2 separate regions of the Homo sapiens genome follow, and region 2 is linked to region 1. A link is an interaction called in ENCODE POLR2A ChIA-PET data of the cell type or tissue named here. Cell type or tissue: PC-9. All regions are shown on one strand. Each heading gives the region's core, and the rest is flanking DNA. Links, peaks and the distances in the headings are about the cores only. Region 1 overlaps LIMD1 (LIM domain containing 1). Region 2 overlaps SACM1L (SAC1 like phosphatidylinositide phosphatase).

The links. Peaks named below come from ENCODE experiments on the same cell type or tissue, not always from the same donor. Only the 100,000 strongest peaks of a DNase experiment are listed, where the experiment ranks them.
Region 2: POLR2A ChIA-PET joins it to region 1 with 8 read pairs; 6 of 35 experiments call an interaction of 5 or more read pairs at or near these places.

What each region holds. Positions count from the first base shown.
Region 1 is chr3:45,667,088-45,670,003 of GRCh38, reverse strand. It overlaps LIMD1 (LIM domain containing 1), which reads right to left. Exons shown (of 8, transcript NM_014240.3): 4 at 1,648-1,710. Among named protein-coding and RNA genes, the nearest start is that of LIMD1-AS1, 20 kb to the left of the region's middle. In PC-9, for the core only: no CTCF peak of the experiment used is centred there; a DNase peak (open chromatin) is centred at 1,813.
Region 2 is chr3:45,727,718-45,730,633 of GRCh38, reverse strand. All of the region lies in intron 11 of SACM1L (SAC1 like phosphatidylinositide phosphatase), which reads right to left. Among named protein-coding and RNA genes, the nearest start is that of SACM1L, 40 kb to the right of the region's middle. RefSeq lists a silencer at 2,836-2,916. In PC-9, for the core only: no CTCF peak of the experiment used is centred there; no DNase peak of the experiment used is centred there.

The sequences.
Region 1 (2,916 bases), core at 314-2,813:
TCAAAGCCTGGGAGATAGCAGATATTCATCACGAATGGGGAGGGCTGTGGGTCACTGATGTTTTATAAATATTAGCATATAACCAGCAGAAATGAGTGTTTATGTCCATCAAAGACATGTTCAAGAGTATTCACAGCAGCTTCATGCATAAATAGCAAAAAACTAGAAACCACCAAATCCCCATCAACATGAGATGGAGAAATAAATTGTGCTATATCCATACAATGGAATTCCACTTAGCAATACAAATCAATAAACTACCAATACAGGTAACAGCATGGATGAAGCTCAAAAACATATGTAATAAGACCTGAAAGAGTCTATACTATATGTTTCTATTTATATGAAGTTCCAAAACCAGCAAAATGAATTTCTGGCAATAGAAGTTGGAATAATGGTTGCCTTTGTGGGAGTGGGGTCTTGAGTGGGAATAGACAAGAAGGAACTTTCTGGAGTTTGGGAAGTGTTCTATATCTTGATCTGGGTGGTGGTTACAGGGGTATATGCACATGTGAAAACTCGTTCAGATGTACACTTAAGATTAGTATCTTTTACTCTATGAGTTATTTCTCAATAAAAAGGTAAAATTAAAAATACTAATAATTAGAAATTATCTTCTCTAGAATGAAATTAATGAGTCAGCTTAGAGAGGGACTTAACTGTTTCCAACTTAAAGTATGTTATATAATCATTTCCTCTGATCAGTATATTAAAGAACTTCTTAAAGGCTGGTTTCCAATGGTGAACAATTTGATGTTGTATTCATTAACCTCATAACCTAACCCTCTAGGGAAAAATTGTCCCCACTGAAGACCTGAAGCCCAAAATAACCTCAGAGAGCCAGTGACTGAGCAAAGAATGGAATGTATAAAACCTGGTCCTTGCTCTGCTGTCTCAGAACTAAATGACAGGCCCTAAAAACTCATCTTCGTAATGGTGTGAGCTGGGCATAACACAGGGAGAAAAACAACTTTGCTCCTCTGGCTTTCTGCATTTGACTCCAAGGTAGCTGAGATTTCTGCAGTAAAAACAGACTGTATTTAGCATCTCACCTGGGATGCCACAAGGATCACAGAGAAGCCAGAGGGAGGCCAGTGCGATTCAAACAGCCCAGAGGAGGAGAAAGCATTATCGGAAACATGATAGCGTGTGCTCTAGATGGTTAAAGATGTTAATTCCAATAAAAGCCAACAATGTGGGTTCTATTAGAACAAGCAAGCTGTACTTTACAGGGACTTTTTTTTTTTTTTTGAGGTGGAGTCTCACTCTGTTGCCCAGGCTGGAGTGCAGTGGCGTGATCTTGGCTCACTGCAAACTCCGCCTCCAGGGTTCAAACAATTCTCCTGCCTTGGCCTCTCAAGTAGCTGGGACTACAGGCATGCACCACCACGCCCGGAAAATTTTTGTATTTTTAGTAGAGACAAGGTTTCACCATATTGGCCAGGCTGGTTGGTCTCAAACTCCTGACCTCGTGATCCGCCCGCCTCGGCCTCCCAAAGTGCTGGGATTACAGGCATGAGCCACTGCGCCCAGCTGTAACCACAAATCAAGATAAGAAACACTGTCCTCAATTATTAATTTCTTTTTTCTCTGAACACCTCCTCCTCCACCTGAGATGCTGTTCTCTTCTTTGGCTGACCTACTCACCATGTCCATGATCAGATGTCCACAAAGAAAACACCTGTCAGCCGACTGCTGGAAACCAGAGTACTGCAGAAGAAAAAGAAAAGAAAGTTAAACCCAGACTGGTAAGATGAATCAGCCACTTCCCCAACAGCCAAGAGGATTATAAGGAATTTCTCAGAAAGATGTGTCACTCTGTGCAGAATTCTGTCATCCCCAAGTACAACACAGCTGTGGGCTGAGTCATAGAATATTCTCTGCCACGAAAGCCATCACAAATACTAGTACCACTCACTCTAACAATGACTGTGTCTGGGCACCCACAGCATGCCAGGCTCTATGTAAGGGACTGTATATAGAGATGCTTTAATCCCATCTCAGTGGTTCTCAAAGAGCAGTTCCCTGGCATCACTTGAAAGCTTGTAAAAAATGCAAATCCTTGGGCTCCACTCCAGACCTACTGATTTGGAAACTCAGGGGGTGGGTTCTGGCAATCTGTGTTTTCACAAGCCTTTCAGGGGATTCTGAAACCATCACTCTAATGCTTACAACAATTCTGCAAGGTCTACATTATTACCCAGAATCCTCAAATAGAAGCAGAGGGCAGCTCAGAGAGGTTAAGTGAACTTTTCAAGGTCACACAGCCAACAAAGGGTAAGGACAGAAATCAAATTCAACTCCGGTTCTGGTTAAAAAGCTAATGCCTTTTATAGTTAGCTTCAAAGAAACTTAATAAATATCTACTTTACCTTACCTTATCTTACCTAAACACATACACACACACAGTCTTGAAAGACATGAGGTGCTCTCTTCAAAAAACATACTAGATGCTACACGCTAGACTAGAAGTTTGGGTATTACAAACACAACTTAACTGGGGGAAACCTTATGAAAGGAAGCTGGGAAAAACAAAAAAGGGAAACTTTCTGCAACTCTACACCATGTGGTGGAGGTTTCTGTTGTCTGGCACCTACGCCCCATTCTGGGGGTAATAGCTCTCTATTTTCATTTGAGATCCAGCCCCCAGCTCCACACCACGTGGCTCCCATCACCATGTGGGCTGGCTCCATGCCAGGGCCCAGGCAGGGCATTGACAGATCTGGCCCATCAGAGCCTTGCATTCCTCCAGCACTGTTACTTTTTCCAGGCGTGGGCATGTGGCCCAGTAAGAGCCAATGAGACTCCATCAGACGTCTGTGGAGGATTCCGAAGGAGGGACTGGCACTCTTGCCCATCGGATGTGAAACTGAGAGAATGTAAACTCTGGGGTCCTCCCAACATCTGGCCATCACA
Region 2 (2,916 bases), core at 126-2,625, 61 kb before region 1:
AAGACCTTAAACCTTTACCACAGACTGATCCCTAGGCTCACAGCAAGCCTGGCTACTCAGCAAAGGACTGCCCCAGCATACAGCAAGTCTGCAAAGAATGGGGGACAGGGTTGTTCTCTCATTTTTGCTTTCTTTTTTTGTTAGTTTGTCTATTTCAGTTCTTGGAATTCAATGAAACCTGTCAAAACAGCTGAATAGAAGCAAAAGGAACAGACCTCAGTGAACATACACAATAAGAAAGTTTTGGCAAAAATAGTTTGGAAAAGTCTCAAAAAAAAAAAAAATGGATTAGCAGAGTCTTTAACAATCAAATAAAACAAAAAAAACCCCAGCAAACCGTAGGGGAAAAGGAGACTCTGACTTCCAGAGTTATGATATTATAATAATCAAACATATAATTAAAAAAAAAATCACAGGTACAAAAATAAACAGAAAAACATGACTCATTCAATGGAACATAAGAAATTGACAGAAACTGTTCCTGTGGAAGCCAAGACAGGACTTGGCTTATTAGACAAAGACTAGACTTATTAGACAAAGACTTTAAAGCAACTGTCTTAAAAACACTCAAAGAGCTAAGGGGAAACACAGACAAACAACTAAAAGAAATCAGGAAAACAATACATAAACAAAATGAGGATATCAACAAAGATAGAAAAATTATTATAAGAAGCCAAAAAATAATTCTGGAGCAAAAGAGTACAAAAAGTGAAATAAAATATTTAGCACTATGGGAATTCCAGGAAGAGAGAGAGAAAGGCAGAGACAGATTATTTGAAGAAAAAAAAAATAGCCAAAACCTTCCCAAATGTGATGAAACATATGAATCTACAAACCCAAGCTCTGAACTCTAAGGAGACCCACACCAAAAACATTATAATCACATAGCTGAAAGACAAAAACGGAATCCTGAAAAGCAGCAAGAGAGAGGAGACTCATCACACACAAGAGATTCTCAATGGGATTATCCGCCAATTTCTCATTAGAAATCTTGGAGGCTGAAGACAGTGGGATCATATATTTTAAATGCTGGAAGAAGAAAAAACTGTCAACCAAGGATTCTGTATCTGGCAAAACGTCCTTTAAAAATGAAGGAAAAATTAAGACATTCCTAGATAAACAAAACCTGAGGTAGTTCATTATCATTAAACCCAATCTGTAAGAAATGCTAAAGGGAGTCCTTCAGGTTGAAATGAAAGGATGCTACACAGTAACTTGCAGCTATACAGAGATATAAAAATTTCCAACAGGCTGGGCATAGTAGCTCACACCTGTAATCCCAGCACTTTGGGAGGCCGAGGTGGGCAGATCACTTGAGGTCAGGAGTTCGAGACTAGCCTGGCCAACATGAAAACCCTGTCTCTGCCAAAAATAAAAAAATTAGCTGGGTGTGGTGGCCCACACCTGTAATCCCAGCTACTCAGGAGGCTGAGGCAGGAGAATCGCTTGAACCCAGGAGGCAGAGGTTGCAGTGAGCCGAGATTGTGCCACTGTACTCCAGCCTGGGTGACAGAATAAGACTCTGTCTCAAAAAATAAATAAATAAATAAATAAATAAATCCAAAAAGGTAAAGACAAGGGCAAATATAAAAGCCAGTATTATTGAAATCCTGGTCTGTAACTCCAATTTTTATTTCTACAGGATTTAAAAGTCAAATGCAGTCAGGAATGGTGGCTCACATCTGTAATCCTAGCACTTTGGTAGGCTGAGGCAAGAGGATGGCTTGAGGCCAGGAGTTCAAGACCAGCCTGGGCAATATAGTGAGACCCCCATCTCTATAAAAAACAAAAAAATTAGCCAAGCATGGTGGTATGTGCCTATAGTCCTAGCTGCTCAGGAAGCTGAAGTGGGAGGATTCCTTCAGCCCAGGAGTTCAAGATTACACAGAGCTATGATCATGCCACTGCACACAAGCCTGGGCAACAGAGTAAGACCTTTTCTCTAAAAAATAAATACATATATACATAAATAAGAGCCAACTGCATAAAAATAATTATATATTGATGTTACTGAAACACAATATATAAAGATGGAATTTGAAATGTCAACATAAAAAGGAAGCATGAAGGCTTTACAGGAGTAGAGCTTTTATATGCTTCTGGTATCAATCCAAATTAGATACTTATAACATTAGGATGTTATATGTAATCCTCATGGTAACCACAAAGAAAACAGCTATAGAATATACACAAACGAAAATGAGAAGGTAATCAAAATATATCACTACCAAAAAAAATCAACTAAGCACAATAAGAGACAGTAATGGAGGAAATGAGGAACAAAAAGCTATAGGACACACAGAAAACAAGTAACAAAATAGCAGAAGTAAATCCTTATCAGTAATTACTTTAAATGCAAATGGATTAACTCTCCAGTAAAAATAAGTAGACTGGCAAAATGGAAAAAAATATGATCTAACTACATGCTGTCTCTAAGAGATTCATGTTAGACCTAAAGACACATATAGGTTGAAAGAGAAAGGATGAAAAAAGATATTTTGTGCAAATAGTAATCAAAAAAGAGCTGGAATAACTACACTAGTATCAGACAAAATACACTCTAAGTGAAACATTGTTACAAAAGACAAAAAAAGAACATTGTTTATTGATTAAATGGTCAATTTTCCAAGAAGATACAATTATAAACATATATGCAACAAACCATGACCGCCTGAAAATATAATGAAGCACACTGACAGAACTGAAGGGAGAAACAGAAAATTATATAATAATAGTAGAGGCTGGGCGCAGTGGCTCACGCCTGTAATCCCAGCACTTTGGAAGGCCGAGGCGGGCAGATCACGAGGTCAGGAGATTGAGACCACCCTGGCTAACACGGTAAAGCCCCATCTCTACTAAAAATACAAAAAATCAGCCAGGTGTGGTGGTGGGCGCCTGTAGTCCCAGCTACTCGGG